Linked DNA regions of Homo sapiens: regions 2, 3, 4, 5 and 6 are each linked to region 1. A link is an interaction called in ENCODE POLR2A ChIA-PET data of the cell type or tissue named here. Cell type or tissue: CD4-positive, alpha-beta T cell. All regions are shown on one strand.

The links. Peaks named below come from ENCODE experiments on the same cell type or tissue, not always from the same donor. Only the 100,000 strongest peaks of a DNase experiment are listed, where the experiment ranks them.
Region 2: POLR2A ChIA-PET joins it to region 1 with 17 read pairs; 21 of 35 experiments call an interaction of 5 or more read pairs at or near these places.
Region 3: POLR2A ChIA-PET joins it to region 1 with 98 read pairs; 19 of 35 experiments call an interaction of 5 or more read pairs at or near these places.
Region 4: POLR2A ChIA-PET joins it to region 1 with 12 read pairs; 15 of 35 experiments call an interaction of 5 or more read pairs at or near these places.
Region 5: POLR2A ChIA-PET joins it to region 1 with 14 read pairs; 20 of 35 experiments call an interaction of 5 or more read pairs at or near these places.
Region 6: POLR2A ChIA-PET joins it to region 1 with 18 read pairs; 20 of 35 experiments call an interaction of 5 or more read pairs at or near these places.

What each region holds. Positions count from the first base shown.
Region 1 is chr17:29,759,806-29,763,805 of GRCh38, reverse strand. The region is part of intron 3 of SSH2 (slingshot protein phosphatase 2); the gene reads left to right. Among named protein-coding and RNA genes, the nearest start is that of SSH2-AS1, 120 kb to the right of the region's middle. RefSeq lists an enhancer at 1,961-2,090 and a silencer at 2,141-2,580. In CD4-positive, alpha-beta T cell, no CTCF peak of the experiment used is centred here; DNase peaks (open chromatin) are centred at 2,305 and 3,265; H3K4me3 peaks cover 2,215 bases; H3K27ac peaks cover 2,152 bases.
Region 2 is chr17:29,637,922-29,641,921 of GRCh38, reverse strand. The region is part of intron 14 of SSH2 (slingshot protein phosphatase 2); the gene reads left to right. It overlaps SSH2-AS1 (SSH2 antisense RNA 1), which reads right to left and starts at 2,421. Exons shown (of 2, transcript XR_001752823.2): 1 at 2,191-2,421; 2 at 1,021-1,261. It also overlaps the pseudogene RNU6-920P. RefSeq lists enhancers at 2,077-2,371, 2,243-2,552. In CD4-positive, alpha-beta T cell, CTCF peaks have their summits at 2,021 and 2,222; a DNase peak (open chromatin) is centred at 2,271.
Region 3 is chr17:29,704,884-29,708,883 of GRCh38, reverse strand. The region is part of intron 3 of SSH2 (slingshot protein phosphatase 2); the gene reads left to right. Among named protein-coding and RNA genes, the nearest start is that of SSH2-AS1, 67 kb to the right of the region's middle. RefSeq lists an enhancer at 2,026-2,215. In CD4-positive, alpha-beta T cell, no CTCF peak of the experiment used is centred here; DNase peaks (open chromatin) are centred at 1,711, 2,333 and 3,353; H3K4me3 peaks cover 2,371 bases; H3K27ac peaks cover 3,023 bases.
Region 4 is chr17:29,675,289-29,679,288 of GRCh38, reverse strand. SSH2 (slingshot protein phosphatase 2) reads left to right here. Exons shown (of 16, transcript NM_001282129.2): 7 at 1,548-1,616; 8 at 2,404-2,469. Among named protein-coding and RNA genes, the nearest start is that of SSH2-AS1, 38 kb to the right of the region's middle. In CD4-positive, alpha-beta T cell, no CTCF peak of the experiment used is centred here; no DNase peak of the experiment used is centred here.
Region 5 is chr17:29,688,649-29,692,648 of GRCh38, reverse strand. The region is part of intron 5 of SSH2 (slingshot protein phosphatase 2); the gene reads left to right. Among named protein-coding and RNA genes, the nearest start is that of SSH2-AS1, 51 kb to the right of the region's middle. In CD4-positive, alpha-beta T cell, no CTCF peak of the experiment used is centred here; no DNase peak of the experiment used is centred here; H3K27ac peaks cover 219 bases.
Region 6 is chr17:29,697,155-29,701,154 of GRCh38, reverse strand. The region is part of intron 4 of SSH2 (slingshot protein phosphatase 2); the gene reads left to right. Among named protein-coding and RNA genes, the nearest start is that of SSH2-AS1, 60 kb to the right of the region's middle. In CD4-positive, alpha-beta T cell, no CTCF peak of the experiment used is centred here; no DNase peak of the experiment used is centred here.

The sequences.
Region 1 (4,000 bases):
CTGAGGAGAAAGGAAAGGACTATGCACTTCTGGGGCGTCGCTATAGGAACCTATTTATAAAAGACAAGATACATATTTATGAAATCTTTATCTCTGGCATTTTTAAATGCAAGAGATATTAAGTATGAATTGAATAATATACATTTCCTGCTTTTTCAGACAGATACAGATGATTACCATGCCATCATCTGTCCTAAATGGCATCATTTAGTGTTGACTTCAATAAAATCCTCTCTCTGCTGTGTCATGAAAGGAACTGGACTCACCTTAATAGTGCTGTTCTAACGCGCCTGCTTTTTTTTTTTTTTTTAATCACAGCAGGAGGCTGTAATAAATTACAGTCTGGAAGAAGTTTCAAACTGGCAAGTTTGCCAGATATTTTAAGCAATTTATTTTGGGGTGTATCAGCAGATTTTTTTTTACACTACCATTTGGGTGGCTGCTGACACAGCCTGAATAAATCTTTCAAACATTTTCCTTCCTAGAGATGGATGAAGATGATGAACTCCAAGATCCAGACCTTCCGTTAACTCTTCACTTGCCACCTGGTGCTTTCCTATTACCAGATATCTCAGAAACTTAGATAACTCTTTACAGCATGAGTTTTCAGTATTTCAAGTCCCTCAAGGTGCTTTGGCAACAGGCTTAAGTTTTATAGAAGAATCAACTAACGAGTAATTCTGGTTTTAGGCATAGACCTTATAATTTGGATTGATTATTTCATTACTAGTATCTTGAAAATTGCCAAACTTTCCAATGGGAAAAGAGCATAAATATTTATATAAAACAAAGGCTTATTATTTTCTTGATTATAGCATGTTGAGTCTTAAAGTCACTTCTTCCTAATTTTAATCTAATTGGTTAGTGAAGTTTTTAGAAATTATTATTAATTTCTGACTCCAGAATTCTAAGGCAGCTTCAGTGATATATATTTTAGTCTAGTATTCAAAAATGCTGAAAATGCTGATACCTGAAAATATTTGCTGTAGCATAATGAGACTGGAAAGGTAAAATAAAAGGAAGCTAACTTCTATTGAATGCCTGCACCATGCCAGCCCCATTTGTGAGCACAACATGCAGGAGAGAGAGAGCGCAGTCATATTTTACAAAGAGCTGGTCCCTGGTCAGGTGAAAGGCACTGCTCAGTGAATTGGAAGGAACATGGTAAGGGCTTAAAACTGTAAAGGCGTCAGGGAATACAATTTGAAGGTAAAAGCCCTAGATCAAATGTCATAAAACCTGGGTTCCTGAATGACATTATTTATAAACGAGGTCATCTGCTTAGACCTTAAATGTTACTGTATCTGTAAAGTGAAGATATGATCTCTACTCTGCCGTCTCAACCATGGCTGCACTTTGGAATCACCTGGGGAGCTTTGAAAAATACGTCTAAATCCCACCTTCAAGAGATTCCAATTTTATTAAGGTGCAGCCTGGGCATTGAGATTTTTAAACCCACCACAAGTAATTCCTATGTGCAGCTAAGGCTGTGAATCTTTGAATTGGGGGATGGCTAAGAAAGCCCTCTATAGATTTACTTACAAACATTAGTAGATGTTATCGACAATCTAAATTGTTTTTTGTTTGTTTGACCATTACTTCAACTGTTTAAAAAAAAAAAATCTTGCCGGGAGCCCTGGCTCACGCCTGTAATCCCAGCACTTTGGGAGGCCGAGACGGGCGGATCACCGGAGGTCAGGAGTTTGAGACCAGCCTGGCCAACACATTGAAACCCCATCTCTACGAAAAATACAAAAATTAGCCAGGCGTGGTGGCGCAAACCTGTAATGCCAGCTACTCGGGAGGCTGAGGCTGGAGAATCGCTTGAACCTGGGAGGCGGAGGTTGCAGTGAACCAAGATCGCACCATTGCATTCCAGCCTGGGCGACAATAGCAGAAACTCCATCTCAAAAAAAAATATATATATATATATACACACACACACACACACACACACACACATATGTATGTGAGTGTAATCTCTGAATTTCCAAATCACATAGGAAGTCTCTGATAAATATTTGTTGCACTTGTGAATTTATGGCCTTTACATTTTTTAAGATCTTTCAAAAACGGGTTTGAGGTACAATGTATAGAGCCAATCTTTAAGAGGCAGGACTTTTCTGTTGAAACATCCTCCTTTAGAGAAATGCAAGCCTTTCTCGTCCACCCTTGAGTAGCTTCACTCCCTTACCGAGGCAGCAGTGTCTTGGGGCCGCCGGATGCCCTAAAGGCTGTGACGCGCGCTGCGGGATCCGCGCGGGCGTCCCGAGATCTGGGGCGGGGCGCCGGCCGGGCCTACCCTCTCCGCTCTCAGGACCCGCCCGTCCCGCCCCGGACGCGGGTGGGGGCGAACTGCTGGCGACGCCCGTCAGTCCGGACTCTACCGCCGAGCCCTGGGGCTTCGGCGGCTGCCTCCGCGCGACCCGGCGGGCCCGCCTCCGCCGCCGGGTGCACGCGCAGCCTGCGCCTCGTGCCGGAGCAGAGCAGAGGCCAGGATGCGGAGTTGTGCACTTTGAGCCGGCCCCATGACCCTGAGCACGTTGGCCCGCAAGAGGAAGGCGCCCCTCGCTTGCACCTGCAGCCTCGGTGGCCCCGACATGATTCCTTACTTCTCCGCCAACGCGGTCATCTCGCAGAACGCCATCAACCAGCTGTGAGTCCGCCGCGCGCCCTCCGCCTCCGCGAACGCTCAGAAAGTTTGCTCTTTCAGCAGCCGCTTTCCCCAGCATCCTGGGGAGCAAACAATCAAGCGAGGGCGAGCGCGCATCCTGCTTGCCTGGAGGTCTCCGTGCGTCTGGAGGGAAGGATGCTGGGGTAGAACGGTGGGGGGATTCATGGAGGCGGAAAGTGTCCCGGGGTGGGGGTGGACGGAAGAATCCTTTGGGAGAATTTCCGTTTAACTTTGAGGGACTTTGAAAGTGCGGGTTGTCCCTCAGAAGTTGTGGTGACCGAGTGACAGCTGAGCTGTTTGGCACTTGGAAGACTTGGGTGAAGGGTAGTCGACAGAATCGGAAGCGGGAGTCCCTGTGGGTCCTGCTGGTGAGCAGCTTTCCGTGATTATGGGTTTTTTTTTTTTAAAGTTTCTATTGCTAACCATTTACAAAAAGAAGGACCATTCTTCGCTCCTGCTGGTTGTAGTCTGGAGTGATTCCAGAAGGCTAGATTTCGGTAGTTTCTATTTTATCTCCTCCTGTACTACTGGTACGTGCTCACAGCCCAAGCCTGCACGCACACCTTCATTCACCAAAGCGCAAATGCATCTTTAAATCGTCGCTGTTTTTGAAGTCTCTAGAGAGTTGTCATTCCACTGTGGTTTAGCTGTTTCTGAGAAGTGTGTGTGCTGAAGCTTGTGGTTAATATCACTTCACAGTTATCAAGTAGAGGAACTTTTCCTATTCAGGTTCCATCCTTAAATCAATGCAGTGGTTTAAGGTTACTTAGATAGCAGCAGTTGGGTCTGTGTTAGTGTGTTGACACTCATTCCAAGTGGCTTCAGAGGAGTCACCTGCTGGGATTTTCCTAGACTCTTTGCACTTAAGCAAAGCTACTGTCTCCCTCCCAGGTCAACTTTTTAATGTCCAACAACAGAAACTTTACATTATCCCTTATTAAAGGTCTAGAGAATAGCATGTAAGGTGATTTCTAGATAATCTCACAACTAATTTATTATTTTCAGAGATGGTTTGCCCTCCTATCCTACCAAATCGAATTAAACTCGTTTGAGTTTCTTTTTTTCTCCCGTGTGTTGATTCATGGTGGAGCTTCTAAAAAAATAGAAAAAAAGTCACAAAAGTTGTTTTACTGCCCTGTACTGTAAAAGCTCCACAATTAAATAAACTGACTTGCATTTTCCGTCTAAAAACGGGAACGGTCATAGAGTGAAGAAGTTAATGGGTAAATAATCTGACACTGATAACCAGTATGAAAATAATAGTGTTAACAGTACTTTAAAAATGGCAGTGGAAGCAACCCAAGTGTCCATGGATGGATGAATGGA
Region 2 (4,000 bases), 120 kb after region 1:
CCCAGGCTAGTCTCACTCAACTCCTAGGCTCTAGGAGTGATCATCATGCTTTAGCCTCCTGAGTAGCTAGATTACAGGCGCAAGTACTCCATTTTTAGCAGCCTTTTCCTTTATATAACTTTCTCAGAGTTGATGTTTCACCAAACACGTAACAATATGAAAGTGGAGGCAAGATAATGGGACGACTTATGCATCTGTCATTTAAATTTCCTTCTTCTTGTGCTCACTTGGGCAGCACATACACTAAAATTGGAACTATACAGAGAAGATTGGCATGGCCCCTACACAAGGCTGACAACTTAAAAATATTTAAAAATAAAAATAAAATTTCCTCTTGTTCATTAACTAGGTAAAAGGCCAATTATTTCCCAGAATGACCTCATCACCTTATGTATGTCTGTGTCTTTATATGAATCCAAATTCAGGTCAGAGGCCACTCAAGGGGGAAAAGGATCTGAGACTTGGTTATATCATCCAGGATACAGACCAACTCTGAAGTTCCTTTTTGGCAAGCTGTTTATTTGCTGCCTGCCTGGAAGGGGGTGGGAGGTGGGGAGTCGGCCGAGTTTAAAATTTAATAGTTTAAAATAATAGATATGATCTAATACATTACATCTATTCCTACCAGTGATGAAGTGTTAGAATAAACTGTCTCAGGACAAAGCTTCATTGGAAAAAAACAGTTTAGTGTAACCGACTAAAACATGATGAGGCCAGGCGTGGTGGCTCATATCTGTAATGCCAACACTTTGGGAGGCCGAGGCGGGCAGATCACTTGAGGTCAGGAGTTTGAGACCAGCCTGGTCCAACATGGTGATACCCTGTGTCTACTAAAAATACAAAAATTAGCCAGGCATGGTGGCGCATGCCTATAATTCCAACTACTCTGGAGGCTGAGGCAGGAGAATTGCTTGAACCAACAGAAGGGAAATAAATTGTGGCATACTCATTACACTCTGTGGATTACCTTTATACACAGTGATGAATCTTTAAAAAAAAAATCCATTGGTGAAGAATATATACAGTGGGATACCATTTATATAAAGTTCAAGACATGCAAAACAAAGCAGTATTAGGAACAAAACATGTTGACACTATAAAGAAAAAAAAAGGGAATGATAAGCACAAAATTCAGGATGGAGGTTACCCTTGAGTAGGGAGGAGTGAGGAGGGGACCCCTGAGTGAGAAGTGACACGTGGAGTAGCAGTGTTTCACAGGCAATGGAGATGAATCAGCTGCTTGCCATTCTCCCTCCAGGTCCTATTGCAAAAATGAAAACAAGGCAGCAGCATCAGACCTATCTTTAGATTGTTTTTTTTTTCTCTCTCTTTTACAAGTGTCAGTTTAATTCCAGAGCCCTGGCCCAGTATTTTCTGATGATTTTCTCCCCAAGGAAGAGAAGGAAATCCCTGCTGGTTACACAGCTGCGATGTCAGACTTCCTCTGAAACATGCACTGTTGCTGCCTATTAGCATAACTTCAGTCTCTCATTCTCTCCTGACTGATTAGTGATCTGCAGGCAGTTTAAAAAACATACTTTGGAGGGGCCGGGCGTGGTGGCTCACGCCTATAATCCCAGCACTTTGGGAGGCTGAGGCAAGCGGATCACGAGGTCAGGAGATGGAGACCATCCTGGCTAACACGGTGAAACCCCGTCTCTACTAAAAATACAAAAATAGCCAGGCGTGGTGGCGGGTGCCTGTAGTCCCAGCTACTCAGGAGGCTGAGGCAGGAGAATGGCGTGAACCCGGGAAGTGGAGCTTGCAGTGAGCCGAGATCGCGCCACTGCACTCCAGCCTGGGTGACAGAGCGAGACTCCGTCTCAAAAAAAAAAAACAAAAAAAAAACATACTTTGGAGGATTCTTGGGATCATTAAACTTCTCATTTTGCCTGTTCTGTTATTAGAAGAGTGAAAACAGCCACCCCCTGAGAGGTCTTCCCAGTGATTTGCATCCCAGGCATTGTCCTACTATGGTGGGTGAGAGAAGCTGGTGCAGGTTTGAACATCCTCATGATAGGTGAGGGATAGAAATTGGGGAATACACTCATATTTATTTCAGGAAACAAGGATGTCTGCATATAAGAGAAGAAACTTTAAAAGGAAACCACTGGCCTCAGTTGGTCATAATGTACAACTTAGGCCCCACCTATCCAAACAGTCAGCTTGCCCCTCCCCACAGCCACTCACTTGAGATGCGTGATATGTTGTCTCCTCCTAGGGGTGGCTGGAGCTCATGCAGCTTGGAAAGGGTGAAAACCCCATCTTATACCCAGCTGATTGATTACAGCTTGTCTTCATAAAAAGATTGACCTGCTCCTTCCCAGGAAAGCACCCCTTTGCTGTGCAGGCATGAGTCAGAGAGAGCCCCACCCAAGCAGCAGACAGGCAGGGGGAGCTGAGAGCAGGTGCAGAGTTGAGAACAAACAGGGGGTCACATTAGTGCAGGCGCCTGAGCATGACTCGGCAGAGCCCAGGCGTGGCCCGGAGCCCAGGGCAAGTTGTTTTGGGCTGAGTTTCCCATTCCACCCTGCGGTTTGGTAACTCCTCATCAGCTTGTAAGTCATGGAGACCACACCCCCAAGGACCATACTTAGTGACCTGTTTCCTGGGCAGATGAACCTGACCAACAAAAGGGCCACCGTTCTCTTTTTGGCTGGGGTTTTGGGAACTGTTTAAGAGTGTGTGGTTTGAAATGAAATCTCCTCCCTACCTCAGACCTCTTTCATAAAATGGTGATGGAGGGGAGTCTTCCTTTGGCCCACCTGCTTTTTCCACGTGTCTCCTTAGCTTAATGATTTTTACCCAGAGATTCTTCTGAAAGGGCCTATCCTTTATGCTGTTCCCTTCATTCTGTTACTAAGCTTTCTCTCCAAATTTACTAGCCGTTCCTTTGCTTTCTGATTCCAGAATGCTTACCATCAGTTCTTCATCCTAGTTATGAGGACTTGGTAATAGGTTCCAACAGAGTATTCCCTTTGTGTTACTTGTATGTTTTGATTTTAGTAGGTTTTTTTCTGATTATAATTTTTAAACATGCCCATTTTTTAAATTCAAAAATTGTAAAAATATAGAGGCCAGGCTTGGTGGCTCACTCCAATAATCCCTGAGGCCAAGGCAGGAGGATCACTTGAACCCAGGAGTTCAAGACCAGCCTGGGCAACATAGTGAGACCCCCATCTCCACAAAAATAAAAAATAAAAAAATCAGCCAGGCGTGGTGGCAAACACCTGTAGTCCCAGCTACTACTAAAAGGAGGCTGAGGCAGGAGAATCACCTGAGCCCAGGAGGTTGAGGCTGCAGTGAGCTCTGATCGTTTCACTGCACTCCAGCCTGGTGGCAGTGTGATACCCTGTCTCTGTGTGTGTGTGTGTGTGTGTGTGTGTGTGTGTGTGTGTGTGTGTGTGTGTGTAAAATATAGAAAGTAAAAGCCTTCCCCAGAAGTATTTCTACCTTTCTTGAAAGAATCACTATTATCAGTTTGGTGATGTTCCTCCAGATTTTTTCCTATATTATTCTAACATAGACACTAATTTCAAATGTGTTTGAGGTTTTTTTTTTTACTGAATAGTATACCTTGTATATCATTCCACTAAAATACCTGACAGGTTTTTTTTTTCCTTTTAGTTTTTTTTTTTTCTTACCACAGAAGATTTCTGTAGACCTGACAGCTTTTAACAGCTCCACAGCATATAGTTGTATGGATTATAATGTAAATCCTTTTTTGTTGTTGTTTGGTGTCTCATCTTTTAGTATCACAAATAGTGTCATAGTAAATATCTTTTTTTGTTTATTTGTTTGTTTATTTGAGATGGAGTCTCGCTGTGTCACCCAGGCTGGAGTGCATTGGTGCAATCTCGGCCCACTGCAACCTCTGCCTCCCGGGTTCAAGGAGTTCTCCTGTCTCAGCCTCCCGAGTAGCTGGGATTACAGGTGCCCGCTACCACTCCCAGCTAATTTTTGTATTTTTAGTAGAGACGGGGTTTCACCATGTTGGCCA
Region 3 (4,000 bases), 55 kb after region 1:
TCTATTAGAAAGGTGATTCTGTCATTTTTGTATCAAGCAGCTAATTATTCTCTTTAGATCAAGAAAATAGTATTTTCTTTATCTCATTCATTCCTTACTGTGGGGCTTCTTAAGTCCTTCGGGGTTATATTTAACTTAGGTATCTGTAATCACATACAAATGACTTCATAGAGTTTACTGCAGTTCTGTTTCTGTGCCAGACTCTACAGAACTAGTCAATTCAGAAACATGAAAAAGTTTTCACCTGCCTTTCTAAAGAACCGGTTTTTTTGTTTGTTTTTTTTTTTTTTTTTTGAAGCAGAGTTCCCCTCTGTCGTCCAGGCTGGAGTGCAGTGGCACAATCTCGGCTCACTGCAACCTCCGCCTCCCAGGTTCCAGTGATTCTCTTGCCTCAGCCTCCCTAGCAGCTGGGATTACAGGCACCCGCCACCACGCCTGGCTAATTTTTTTGTATTTTTAGTCGAGATGGGGTTTCGCCATGTTGGCCAGGCTGATCTCGAACTCCTGACCTCAGGTGATCTGCCCGCCTTGGCCTCCCAAAGTGTTGGGATTACAGGTGTGAGCCACCACGCCTAGCAAGAACAGACTTTTTAATTAGACAATTGACAACTCCTTGTCAATTGAATTTTTAAGCAGCTGTTTCAGGAAGACATATTTACATAATAAATCTTTTACTATTCTGGCAAGATATACCAACCTTTTATCTTACACAAAAGTATATGTGATTAAATTTACATATAATTTTCTTCATATGCAAATAAAGCATTTAATTTTCAAGTGGAATTTTATCTACCTAAACTCTGGTGGTGGTTATAAATTTTGTTTTATCACTTCCATGCTATGAATTTTTTTCTGTTATGATAAGAGATTTTTGTAATCAGCCACACGCTTATTTCTGGTCCCCTTGTGACCAACAGAATGTCACTTTTTTGATAACTGAGGGGTCATAACCTGGGGCCATGGAATAAAGAGGATTGATTGTACCATCCAGATTATCTGCCACGAGTCTCTGGGAGCCTGTATCGCGCCTATTATAATAGTATTTAATAGTAGTCTCGGGTTGGGCATGGTGGCTTACACCTGTAATCCCAGCACTTTGGGAGGCCAAGGCGGGCGGATCACTTAAGATCAGGAGTTCCAGACCAGCCTGGGCAACATGGTGAAACCCCGTCTCCACTAAAAATACAAAAATTAGCCAGGTATGGTGACGTATGCCCATAGTCCCAGCTGTTCGCGAGGCTGAGGCACGAGAATCGTTTGAGCCCAGGAGGCAGAGGTTGCAGTGAGCCAAGATCTCACCATTGCACTCCAGCCTGGGCAAGAGAGCAAGACTCCATCTCAAAAAAAAAAAAAAATAGTAGTCTGTTGGCCTACCTTGTACAATTTGTTCCATCAGAAAAGTTTATTGACATTTGTGTTTCAAATAGGAAAGCCTCTTTTCTCTTATATGTGAATTTGTGATATTTATACTATATGTGAGTTTGACTCCTGGCCTTTCTTTTATAATCAGGAGTTTCTGGAGTCCAGGTGGCTTTGAACTAACCAACAGCCCTTGTCCAGCTCCTTAACCCTTACTTTGAGAAAGCCCTGCATTCATTTTAAATAACACATTTAGATATGCTTTAAAGCAAGAATGTACTTACATATACTTTAAAGCATAAGCAACAAATGTATCTATAAAAAAACAGTATTGCTGAACTCCAAAAACCAGGAAGTTCTTTTTTTTTTTTTGAGGCGGAGTGTCGCTCTGTCGCCCAGGCGGGAGTGCAGTGGCGCAATCTCGGCTCACTGCAAGCTCCGCCTCCCGGGTTCACGCCATTCTCCTGCCTCAGCCCCCGAGTAGCTGGGACTACAAGCGCCCGCCACCACGCCTGGCTAATTTTTTTGTATTTTTAGTAGAGACGGGGTTTCACCGTGTTAGCCAGGATGGTCTCGATCTCCTGACCTCGTGATCCGCCCGCCTAGGCCTCCCAAAGTGCTGGGATTACAAGCGTGAGCCACTGCGCCCGGCCAGGAAGTTCTTAAAATAGTGTTTGTCAAAGAGAAACTACCTATCTCACAAAAGGAGTGACTGAAGTATGTTCAGTTGTTTTAAACTCTTCAACAAATATACACACTTCTTTTGTAGATGTAGCGAACTGCTTTGTTTACTGGAACCCACAGTGTCCAAAGCTGTTACTTTGCCTGGTGAATAGGTAGAATATTTAGCCTTTATTTTTAAAATATTTTCATTTAGTAAAGCAGCAGTTGCTGTGTTGGCAAAAGTGTGAATTTCATTTCCTGTCTGTGGTGTGGCCCACTCATCCTGTCACTCAGACATTTTGTTTTAGGTTGTTCCCGTAATGTGAGTGGAACAGAGTGACCCACAGTAGGGTGGCATGTGAACACCACGGTTGTAACAAGAGAGAAGGCTTGTGCAACAGACCACAAGAGAGTAATGCTTTATTTAAAGATGAAAACAAAATAAAATCAAGGCACCACCACCCCCAGCCAGCATGCAGATTTTTAAAGTGACATCTGTGGATTCTTTTGTTTTTAGAAGGTGTGTTTCAGTCTATTTGGCAGGTTACCTCAAAGGTTTTATTAGCTTCATGGACTTTATTAAAGGATAAAATTGAATCAATGTCTGATAACATTATAGAGGTGATTTAACTTCATTTGCTAATCTATCATCAAACATCTTAAAGTCCATTAATCTGCCACATATATTGAGTTATATAATTTATTACTTTTACATGTGAGACTTGTCCTAAATTACAATTTCTGCTACAGTGACAGGACAGACATACAGTGTGGAAAAAACTGGGATAAATTCATTCATCCATCACCTATTGTTCAAGCAGCTAATACGTGCCTTAGACTATTTCCAGTGCTGCAGCTACAGTGATGCACAAAATTAAGTCCTTGCCCTCTTGGAGCTTATATTCTACTATAGGAAGGTAACCACAACAGGTATACACCTAAATAAATATAATTTTAGTTTATGATAAATATTCTGAAGGAAACAAAACAGAACAACAGGATAGAGTATGATTGGAATTGGGGGAAGGAGCAGTGATATGTAAGCTGAGACTTACATAATGATAGGCCACAAGAAAAGTATTCCAAGTAGGGAACAGAAAGCACAAAGTCCCTCAAACATCGAAGAAACAGAAAGAAGAATCATAGATCATGGTAAACAAAAGGGGAGATGATACAAGATCAGAGGAGTAGTCCTGTAGGATGTTACAGGTCCTTGAAGACCAAGCTAAAGACTGGTTTTTTTATTTACAAGTACAAAAGGAAGCATTTGGAGGGTTTTAAGCAGGGAAGTGACACTGTACAATCGATGTTTTTTAAGTCACTCTGGTTGCTATTTGGTGAGTAGATAGATAATCGAGGGCAGAAGTGGTTGCAGATAGACCTGTTAAGAAGTTTTTTTTTGATACAGCACCTGGGGTTTGTTTCACTTTAGGGGCAAGGTAAAATGGGTGAGGATGTAGAAGAAACAAAATTTGCCACAAATTAAAGCTCAAATGTGATGGGAACATGGGGGCTTACTTATCATAGTTATTCCCTCTACTTTTGTGTATGTTTGAAATTTTCTATAATAAAAGGCTTAAGAAAAACTTTTTAAATAGTGGTCCAAGTAAGGAATGCTGGTGCCATGGACCAGTGTGATAGTGGTGATAGGGATAAGTGGGCAGGTTCAAGATATATTTGAAAGTAAAGCTCACAGGACTTGCTAATGGATTAGATATATATTATAGGAAGGAAAGACACTAAGGATGACTATTAGGTGTTTTGCCTAAACAACTGGGAGAATGAGGCTGGAGAACGAGGCCAGAGATTGACTTGAGGGTGGGGGAACTCAAGAATTTAGTTTTGGCAACGTCAATTTAACATTGCCAGTTAAGATTTCCAAGTGGAAATACTGAGTAGACAATGTCATTTACAGTCTGCTAGCTAACCTTTAATAGCAGTACTGTACTCAAAAGCAATTTAGAATCCTCTATTAGGT
Region 4 (4,000 bases), 85 kb after region 1:
ATGGTTATGCCAGATTCTTTCTAGTACACCATGCTTCCGCTCTAGATAGATTGGCATGGAGCATCATGGAAGCCTTTCGGAGACTAGCCAGAGTGGGAAAGCAGTTACAGCAGCGTTAAGGAGAGATAGTGGCAGTAGCCTAGGGTAGGTTACTGTTTCCCAGAGAAGAGATGTGATAGAGCATACAATCAGGGGTCCATGGCTTTCTGTACGAACCTCTTCCATTAACTTAAAGCCCTTCCTGGGCTAATGTGAGATTGAAATAGCATTTTAGGCCGGGTGCAGTGGCTCATGCCTGTAATCCCAACACTTTGGGAGGCTGAGACGGGTGGATCACTCTGAGGCCAGGAGTTTGAGACCAGCCTAGTCAACATGGCAAAAACTCATCTCTGCTAAAAATACAAAAATTAGCCGGGCATGGTGGCACATGCATATAATCCCAGCTACTCGGGAGGCTGAGGCAGGAAAATCACTTGAATCCAGGAGGTGGAGGTTGCAGTGAGCCAAGATTATGCCACTGTCCTCCAGCCTGGGCAACAGAGGGAGACTCTGTCTCAAAAAAAAAAAAAAAAAAAGAAATAGTATTTTTAAATACCATACTAGGGCTACCCTTTTCTTGGTTGTTGACATTTCTATTAACTGTGTTTCAGCAGTGCTAGTTCAGTGCACAGTCACAAAGCAGTGTTTCATTGATTTAAGTTTTGTTATGTCTATTTTGCCTATCTTGATCACAAACTATTAACAATTACTTCTTTACATTTTTTAATTCCCTTTGCCTTTTAGACTATTGAGTGTGTTCTGGTGTTAAGTAAATCTATGTAAACCTCAGAATTAGAGGCAAATAACACATCCCAAGCTCTCCAGCAACCAGCAATAGTTATTGGCATTAAAAATAATCCTTGGGACTGGGCACCATGGCTCATGCCCGTAATCCCAGCACTTCGGGAGGCTGAGGTGGGTGGATCAGGACTTCGAGACTAGCCTGGCCAACATGGTGAAACCCCATCTCTACTAAAAGTACAGAAAAATTAGCCAGGTGTGGTGGCGCTCGCCTGTAATCCCAGCTACTGGGGAGGCTAAGGCAGGGGAATTGCTTGAACCTGGGAGGCAGAGGTTTCAGTGAGCTGAGACTGCACCACTGCACTCCAGCCTGGGCAACAGAGTAAGACTCCATCTCAAAAAAAAAAAAAAAAAATCCTTGGAGTCGAGGTGGACACTGTACTATGTGCTAAGACCTGCCAAATGCAAGTCAGCAGCAATCATCTGCATTTTTTAGATAGTGGCCATTTGCAAGATGACAATGTAGGAAGCTGAGTCAGTAAGTTTTCTTCATTAAATATTTAAGGAACTGACTGACTATCTCTTTAAAACAGCTCCTGAGGACATACATAAGATTAATAATAATATGATAGAAATTTCTTCATTGTAACACTTATGCCAGAATTTAGAATTTAAGGGTTTATCCTTGGTGTTGAAAGAGTTAGTAAACAGAAGACTGCTTCCCAGAGTAATGGGGAGTAACTATTGGACTACTTCTTGTCTTGCAGTAGCACTTGTACCATGGGCTTAGTTTTGCCTCTCTGGAGCGACACGCTAATTCATTTGGATGGTGATGGGTAAGAGATTTCCTTTTTTATTCTGTTACAGAAAGCCAAGGGGTGGGGCTCCATCTTACTGCACATTCATTCAGCTAAAAGGGAGGCCCAGTGTGCCAACTGAACTTTCATGTCAACAGCTGAATGAGTCCTTTTAAACTCCTGTTTTGTAAAGTGGAGTAAAAATACAACTTGCCAGGGTCTCTCACTTCTGTTCTTCTAGGCCGACTGTGGTAGGAATCAAGACAAAGAAGAACTAGTTTGTTGGCTCTTTAATCTGAGTATGTGGGACTGTTGCAATGCTCTCCCAAAGGATGATATGTTCTGTTTCAAATAACCTCTTGCTGCCTCTGCCAGCTGTCAGCCTACAGTATAACCCCTTTCCTGTGCCAGTTCCTTCCAGTGACCCCACCCCCACCCTACCTCCTAATGTTTTTAGAATGTGTCCCCAAGAGACCAAGATGTTTGCTCCAGTTTATAAAACCAGGGTCAGGTTTGCTAAGAACCCACAAGACTTCCAAATAGAAATATACAGAACAGTTTGTCCATAGCTACAGCTGGGAAACTGTATTGAATTCTCTAACTCCAATATAGGAATCCATTCATTTTGCCTGGTAGATGAAGTCAGACAATTTGTCAAAGCTTTTTGGTCAAGTCTTACACTCTAGTTAAAACTTCTACGTGAAATGCCTGATGATTCCCTCTACGGAGCCAGTTGTTTTTAGCCTGGGATACATCCATGAAAACTCACAATTCAAATAACCTACCCTAATTTGTGGATTTTTGTCTTGTTCTCATTTGTCCTTAGTGGGTTCAGTGTATCGACGGATAACAGAGTTCACATATTCAAACCTGTATCTGTGCAGGCAATGTGGTAAGATGACTTTTACTATCTCTACAAAAGTGTTTTAATGTTATTGGAGGAATATTTTGTAAGAAATGTTTGAAATGGTACAGTTTGCTATGAAAATGCTAAATGATCTGTTTGTATAACCATCGTAGTTAAAGATGACCTAGAAATGCAATATTCAAATTGTTGCAATTGGAAGGCCTTGAGTATTGGTGAACAAGTGAAATTCAGAGGAATTCAGAGGTGTTATTCTTAGGCTCTGGCAGAGACTTAACGGTTTAGATAAGCCAGTTGATACCGAGTTTTATTAGGGACATATTGACTAAGTTAGTTAGTGGACTAAGAGCCAAATCTAGAACATCACATTGCTATGCATTAGCTATTTCTTTTTTTTCTTTTTTTTTTTTTGAGACGAAGCCTCACTCTGTTGCCCAGGCTGGAGTGCAGTGGCGCGATCTCGGCTCACTGCAACCTCCGCCTCCCGGGTTCAGGCGATTCTCCTGCGTCAGCCTCCTGAGTAGCTGGGACTACAGGCATGTGCCACCACGCCTGGCTAATTTTTTTGTATTTTTTAGTAGAGACAGGGTTTCACCATATTGGCTGGGCTGGTCTTGAACTCCTGACCCCGCCTTGGCCTCCCGAAGTGCTGGGATTACAGGCGTAGCCACTGCGCCTGGCCTGCATTAGCTATTTCCTAAGGTAACCAGGGATAGCATTCGTTACTTTATGGATAAATAAATTTCCATTTAAACTGCTGGTGGCTATTTGCATAATGCAAATAAAGCCTAGAGAAAACATTATACTTGCTAATAACCATCAGCTGGCATATGGACATTTCAGGGCTATTTACTACATGCCAGATGCTTTGCATGGATTATATTTAATCATCATACCAAGCCCCCAAAATAATATTATTAGCCCCTTATTATGGGTGAGAAAACATGCTTTGGATGGGTTACATAACTGCCCTGAGAGTATTTCTTACATTTAGACAGGATAGATCTCTCTCTCTCTCTCATATCTCTCTCTCTCTCTCCTTTAAAGAGACAGGGTCTCCCTCTGTCGCCCAGGCTGGAGTGCAGTGGTGCAATCATAGCTTATGGCAGCCTCCAACTCCTGGGCTCGAGTGTTCTTCCTACCTCAGCCTCCTAAGCAGCTATGACTACAGGCATGTGCCACTACACCTGGCTAATTTTTTTTTTAATTTTTTTTGTGGAGACGGGGGTCTCTCTGTGTTGCCCAGGCTGGTCTTGAACTCCTGGCCTCAAGCCGTCCTCCTGCCTTGGCCTCCCAAAGTGCTGAGATTGCAGGTGTGAGCCACTGCACCTGGCCTCTTATTCTCTTATTTTAGATTATCTAGAAAATTATCTAATACAACCAGAGAATGATGTGACTAAGATTCAGAATCCATTCCCCAGTCAGGGATTTGAATTTCAGTTTCCTATTCAGCTGCCTGTTAGGTAGTAGAAGTCCCCATGGGGAGCGGAATGGATAGAATGCAAGCAAAACAAGAAATAAAAGAGCCTGAAAAAGACCCCAGGGAGATAATCTACCC
Region 5 (4,000 bases), 71 kb after region 1:
ATCGTTTTCTCATTGATAACCTTCTGGAATTTGGTTTGAACCTCTAAATATTAAAATAATTTTAACTACATAGAGACTTGGAAGAACATGAAGGAAGCAGTTACAAAGGCAGAGCTGGCAATTCTTTTCTTACTAAAATATGCATCTTCAGCTGCTTTACATTTATAAAATATAAATTCAGAAAATGTAACTGATGCCTCTGAATTCAAAGTTCAAATGACAAGCCGTTTTACAGTTGTTTTGAGTTGTTACAAACACATAGTCATTATGTTTCAGCTTATTGAGTGAGTCATCTTCAAGAAAATGAGTCAATGCATTGTATGACTTTGGACAAATTAGCACTTCTGTAACTGAAAGGAGCATTTGTAGACTCAAAGCAAAGGCTTTTGTTTTGAGTTAAATTTGTAATGCTGAAACTCTGAAGATTTGTGCAGAAGGTTAAAAGTTTGATAGTCAACTGAAAGTCTTGTTTTTTTTTTTTTATTTTTTATTTATTTATTTATTTTTTTGAGACAGAGTCTTGCTCTGTCGCCCAGTCTGGAGTGCAGTGGCTCGATCTTGGCCCATTGCAACCTCTGCCTCCCGAGTTCAAGTGATTCTCCTGTCTCAGCCCCCCGACTAGCTGGGATTACAGGCCCATGCCACCATACCCGGCTAATTTTTTGTATTTGTAGTAGAGACAGGCTTTCACCATGTTGGCCAGGCTGGTCTTGAACTCCTGACCTCAAGTGATCTGCCCATCTCGGCCTCCCAAAGTGCTGGGATTACAGGCATGAGCCACCGCGCCCGGCTGAAAGTCTTGACTTCATTTTTTAAATAACCCAACCAAACCACACATTTTGCTTTAGCATTGAAAATAAGCCGGGCACAGTGGCTCACGCCTATAATCCCAGCACTTTGGGAGGCCGAGGCGGGTGGATCACGAGTTCAGGAGATCGAGACCATCCTGGCTAACACGGCGAAACCCCGTCTCTACTAAAAATACAAAAAATTAGCCGGGCGTGGTGGCAGGTGCCTGTAGTCCCAGCTACTCAGGAGGCTGAGGCAGGAGAATGGTGTGAACCCGGGAGGCAGAGCTTTCAGTGAGCCGAGATCGTGCCACTGCACTCCAGCCTGGGCAACAGAGCGAGACTCTGTCTCAAAAAAAAAAAAAGAGAGAAAATAGGACAAAGCCAATCTTTTCCTCCAGGGAAGCTCTGTGTTCCAAATACAGGCATCAAGCATTAACTGTAGTACTTAGAAAAACTGTAGCTAGTAAAATAAAGAAAGTGGTTTTATAGTACTCTTGCACGTTACCAAAGATCAACCATTTAATTAAAACATTAATCTGAGAAATTAAGAATTTTCAGGACATTTGAAGTAATTTCAATTGATGTTCTTAACTAAAGCTGAAGTGTTGATAAGGTACAAAGAGGTCTTTTTTGAGTATTTTGCAGGAGAATTCAAGAAAATGAGAAGTTTTATGATTTTGGTTTTCATCATATGTTGCTTTCTAAAATGGAAATTGGTTCATTTTTTCTAGCTATAAATGTATTATGTGGGGTTTTTTTTTCTCCCAAACAATGCAAAAAGGTATAAATAAAATAAAAATCACTCTGTATTCTACATTCTGAGAAAATCGTTCTCAGCAATTTGGATAAGTATCCTTCCACTCTTTTTTTAAATATGTATATATGAGAGAGAGAGTGTGTGTGTCTATGTGTGTGTGTGTGTCTGTGTGTGTGTGTGTGTAAAGAGTGAGAGGAAGAGCATTGTTTTGTTTCTACGAAAATGTGATAAAAATAGAAATACCTTTTTGTAACCTACTTTCTTCATAGTTTATCATGGATATCTTTCCATGTCAATAAATAAATCATGGTTTTTAATGGCTACACAGAATATAATTCATATTTAAGAATTTCATACAGACTGATTTAAAAAAAAATTCAGAGACTTCCTGAAGCTCTAATCTTTTTCTTTTGAAGACAGTGTTCTTTAGTTTACTAGTGTCACAAGTGAAGCCTGTTTTAATTTTGGCTATTGATTTTGCTTCATTCTTTTGACTAGCATTTAATATTTACCTACTTTTGGAACCTTTCTCTCTGATGGATTGGGTGAACTGCCTGTCTTAGACATTGGGCCTTTATAATGTAGTTTACTGGGGGTAATTAATTTCTTTTCACCAAGAGTCTTACATCATGCACACAGGGGCATGCATGTAAGACTCTTGGTGTAAAGAAATTAAGTCTTTTTTTTTTTTTTTTTGAGACAGAGTTTCACTCTTTTGCCCAGGCTGGAGTACAATGGCGCAATCTTGGCTCACCACAACCTCCGCCTCCCAGGTTCAAGCGATTCTCCTGCCTCAGCCTCCTGAGTAGCTGGGATTACCGGCATGCGCCACCACGCCTGGCTAATTTTTTGTATTTTTAGGAGAGACCGGGTTTCTCCATATTGGTCTGGCTGGTCTTGAACTCCCGACCTCAGGTGATCTGCCCGCCTTGGCTTCCCAAAGTGCTGGGATTATAGGCGTGAGCCACTGCACCCAGTGGTGAAAAGAAATTAAAGGCAAAGTTACAGTTTAAGCTTAAGGAGGAGTATTTCCTGATGTTAGATGATGCTGAGGAGAGAAGCTCTTTTTTTTTTTTTTTTTTTTTTTTGAGATGGATCTCGCTTTGTCACCCAGGCTGGAATGCAGTGGTGTGTTCTCGGCTTATTGCAGCCTCTGCCTCCTGGGTTCAACTGATTCTCACGACTCAGCCTCCTGAGTAGCTGGGATTACAGGTACATGCCATGATGCCCTGCTAATTTTTGTATTTTTAGTAATACTCCCACTGCAGCCTCCCGAGTAGCTGGCATGCCACTATGCCCAGTTTGTAAACTGCTTGTAATTAGGTTAAACATTTAAATTGGATGCCGAGGGAATAGCATTATTCTTTAATAGATGAGCTTTGAAAACAGATTGGGTTCTTCAGGAATAAAGAGGCAGGGGATGACTTCTCAGACCTACTTCAGTCCTAAGATTGCTGGATCCAATTCACCTGTAACTTGTAATAGGATTCCACATTTAGGCAGTAAATGTAGTTTCTTGGAAATATAATCTTAGTTACTATTGCTGCCAAGTTTTAAAGTCCAGAATAATTGTTTTGTTTAGACAATTAAAATGGACTTCAGTAGTGTCCTTTTCAAGGAGAACTTTAGTTGATAAATCAAATGCATCTCAATTATTGTCTTATTCCAGTCATTGATTTCAATATAGGTTCTGGAGACTGAAGAAACATTGGAAATGCTGTCCTTTTCAAAATTAGGATATTATGTACAAAATTGCCATTTTAAATTTATTTGATTGTGTTAATAAATTATTAGATTTTGCTTAATCTTATCTCCAACAGAGGAATACGAAATAAACCTTAAACCAGGATGGGCGTTAGACTTTTCCTTATGGCTGCGGCACATAGATTTTTAATTCCTTAACCTAGAATCTTGAAGCTTAAAAGGAACTTTTTTTTTTTTTTGAGAGTCTCACTTGCCCTGTCGCCCAGGCTGGAGTGGAGTGGCGTGATCTCAACCTACTGCAACCTCCTCCTCCTGGGTTCCAGCAATTCTCCTGCCTCAGCCTCCTGAGTAGCTGGGATTATAGACACATGCCACCACACCCAGCTAATTTTTTTTGTATTTTTAGTAGAGAGAGGATTTTGCCCTGTTGGCCAGCTGATCTCGAACTCCTGACCTCAAGCGATCCACCTGCCTCAGCCTCCCAAAGTTTTGGGATTACAGACGTGAGCCACTGCGCCCGGCCTAAAAGGAACTTTAATTAAAGTCTTGGGTTTATCCCCTCACATTTCAGAATTTTTTCTTCAAAGATTTTTATCTCATCCTTCTAATTAGGATATAGGTGTTGAATCAATACTGTAGGTACTGTCTAGAGGCCTGTGATCAAATTCCAGGAACTCTTAAGTGCTATTCTTCCATTTAAGAAGCTTAAAATTGACCAGTCTGGACAACATGGTGAAACCCCATCTCT
Region 6 (4,000 bases), 63 kb after region 1:
CTAAAAATTTAAAAAAATTAGCCGGACATGGTGGCGGGCGCCTGTGGTCCCAGCTATTCAGGAGGCTGAGTCAGGAGAATGGTGTGAACCCGGGAGGCGGAGCTTGCAGTGAGCTGAGATCACGCCACTGCACTCCAGCCTGGGCGACACAGTAAGACTCCATCTCAAAAAAAAAGAAAAAAAGAAAAAAATACAAAAATTAGCAGGCATGGTGGTGCGCGCCTGTAGTCCCAGCTACTCAGGAGGCTGAGGCAGGAGAATTGCTGGAACCTGGGAGATGGAGGTTGCAGTGAGCTGAGATTGCGCTGCTACCCTCCAGCCTGGGCGACAGAATGAGACTCCATCTCAAAAAGAAAAAAAGAAGTTTAGCTGTTCCCTTGAATCTTATTCAGAATTACTTCAACTAATCAAAGATTCAATTTCTGATTTCTTTCTACTGTCTGGTGATGGTATGAGGAGGGGAATGATACAGAATATACTAAGATAAACTTTTTGCTGTGATAATGAGTCATTATGTCACATATTAAAATGCCAGTGTCTGCTACTTGAATGTATACACTAAAAAGACTGGAAATTCAACCCAGAAGGAATCATCAAATGTTCACATAGGAATGAGTATAAGACTCTTGTTTTGAAATATCAACTAACAGTAGTATATGCACTGTATTCTTTTATATTGGATTTCTCTAAAATCAGGAACACCTGTGATGATGAGGTTTTAAAAGAACCGTAGAAAATGTGTCTTAGGGAGAGAGATCTCCAGGTATAGGATATCCACAGTTTAAGAAGATAACCTAATGCTTCTCTTCTACTGGCAGACCTTATTTATCATTTTGGGGAAAAAAAATAAAAGTCAGCCTGAGGACACTAATCCTGATCAGTAGTACAGAAAGAGGTGATTGCTTGTTGTCATAAATGGGCCACTTTGACCACTTATGACCTCCAGGAGTGAAAAAAATTGTAATTACTAAGAAAGGAACAAAGACTACGATAACCTTAAGTGTTTAGGTCAGAGGTAAAAGCCAAAAATATTGGATCCCATTGAGCCAGTAGTTGAGCATAGCTTTAGTCAAGATAATCTCGGCTGTTTTAGTGGCTGCCCTACTACTTGTTTGGGCCTTCACCTAGTTGCAACTGTGGCAGCTCAGAATCATAATCCATTTTGTTTGGACAATATTTTCCTCCTACCAGAACTCTCCAGCCATGGAAAATTTTTTAGAGTAAGGGAAGAAATAACCTCTTTTGGAAATTAGCTTGGATTACACTTTCTAAAACCTTCCTCCCCAGTGCCCAGTACCAGAGGTCGGGTAGGGGAGGACACTTCCCCAAAAAACTTGAATGTGCAGATGAAGTATGCCCACTAAGCTTTTTATTTCTTTTCAGTGTGGATATTTATCCCTTACAGTAAAAAGAAGACAAATTATTGGTTTAAATCCAGTTTGTCTGACTAGAATGTTGGGCAAATTACTCTATGGCATGTGATAGTTAATGGGGTCAGTGGCTTTTAAAGCTCCTGGCACTGGTTGGCATTTTTCTTTGGTCAAACTTCTACACTCAGCTGCCACCCAGGTTTCTACTTGACATTGTTCACTTAGCTTTCCTCATACTAAAAAGAAAAGCAGATTTAACACAAGCTGAATGGACTTGCTTGTGATCCAGACCGGAACAGATGAGGCAGTGCGAGTATAAACTCAGCTTGTAAAAGCCAGGCTGTCACATAAACTGAAGCTGCCTTGGCCAGGCCCACAGTAACTGCAAGTTGATGGCAGAATTGAGAGCAGATCAAGGGCTTACCTTGTCTAGTTGTACTTCCTTATGCATGTTTCTTGAACTAGTTAGAATTTTTTAACTGGGCTGCATTTGAAATATCCAAATACTATTTTGCAATCAAAAAAGGGTATTATGGGTGAATGTCTGCCAGTATTTTAAATGGAAACAATGAAAAGTCTATAAAATCCAATAGAAATTTGAAATTTAGCTCCTAGAAATGAAGTATATGGTAGGGAAATGTAGGGAAGGTTATCTTAATGCTATATCAATATATTGCCTTCTGTTAGACTCTGTGAAGAACAGTTGCCCAGTAGGAAATGATATGCAGTTTGCTCAGAGCAGTAAGTACTTTTTGCAGCTGACAAACCTGAGCTTCCAACTCGCATAAGAAGGCTTACTTGAGTAGGACTCCTGGTTTTTGTCTGAGCTTCAAATAAGCCAGCTGAATCTTTGGGCCAGTAGTGTTTGGAGTGGGGACTTTGGGCTGCTATTTAGGGTTCTCCTCCAGAAGTTCTCCATCCTAAAAATCCTTTCCTCTGGTTATTTCTACTGGTAGGACAGAAGGAAACTTAATTTTAAAGAAGCTCAGCCCTGGTGCAGTGGTCTGTGCCTGTAATCCCAGCATTTTGGGAGGCCGAGGCAGACAGATTGCTTGAGCTTAGGAGTTTGGGACCAGCCTGGGCAACATGGTGAAACCTCATCTCTACAAAAAATACAAAAAATTAGCTAGGCGTTGTGGTGCACAACACCTAGGGTAGTTAGTCCTGGCTACCCTGGAGGCTGAGGTGGGAGGATTGCTTGAGCCCAGGAGGTCACAGCTGTAGGGAGCTGTGATAGCGCCACTGTACTCCAGTCTGGGTGGTAGAGTAAGACCCTGTCTCAAGAAAAAAATAAAATAAAAAGTATCCTCAGTTGCTTAACTCAGTTGCAACTTGTAACTCCGGTAGCTTTTCACTGTTTATACCTAACACTTTGTCTCCTCATACTTGTTCTTTTATTTTTTGTTTAACAGCTTTATTGAGATATAATCCACATACCATATAATTCACCCAGTTTACTCATTTAAAGTGTACATGCATTGGTTTTTAGAATAGTCACAGAGTTGTACAGCCATCACCACAATCTAATTTTAGAACATTTTTATCGCCCTGAAAATAAACCCGATGTCCATTAGCAGGCACTCCCTATTTCTCTCACCCTCTCTACCAGCCCTAAGCAACCACTAATCTACTTTCTGTCTCTATAGATTTGCCTATTCTGGATGTTCTGTAAATGGATTCATATGAATGGATTTTTGAGTTAGGCTCCTTTTACTTAGCATGTTTTCAAAGGTCATCCATGGTATAGTATGTATCAGTACATCATTCCTTTTTATGACCAAATAATATTACATTTTGTGGATAATACCACATTTTATTTATCCATTCATCATTTGATAGACATTTGAGTTGTTTCCACTTTTTTGCTATTATGAATAATGCTGTATTATAGATGTGTGTACAACTTTTTGGGTGGACATACGTTTTGATTTCTCTTGGGTTTGTGCATATGAGACTTAGATTGTGTCCCTGGCCTTGAAATGTAGTAGAATGGATCTGGCCAAACATAATGACTCTCCATTTTAATTTTGAAAATTGAAAGATTCTGCAATATGGAATTAATTGGTCAGAAGCCAGCAGTGAAAACCATCCTTTTTGGTTTGGGGTGGGGGAGTTGTTTGGTTTTTGTTTATTTATTTATATTTAAATATAAGGTCTTGCTCTGTCACCCAGGCTGGAGTGCAGTGGCATGATCATAGCTCACTAGCCTCAAGCACTCCCCCGCTTCAGCCTCCCAAAGTGCTGAGATTAAGAAAACTATTCTGTATGAGAAGGAAAGAGGGAGAAGAAAGGAAAGGCTTTCAGACTTGCTGACCATTTAGACAAACGCACCAACCCGTTTGCCAACCTATTTTTTTTTCTTCCTGCCTCTATCCACTTCTTGTACATAACAGTATTTCATCTCATAATTAACAGCTATTAGTTAACTGAAGGAAAATTATGTAGATTTCAAGACCAATGTGAGAACAAGTTATACTGGCATTCATGGTTATGTGACTATGTCAGTCACCTTAGACTTTAATAAGGGCAAGATCTGAGTGGGCAAGAATGAGGTTTTTTTGTTCACAGATTTTCATAATTTATGATAGTACATTATTTATCTCCTGCTATCTAAAGCCTCAGATTTCCTA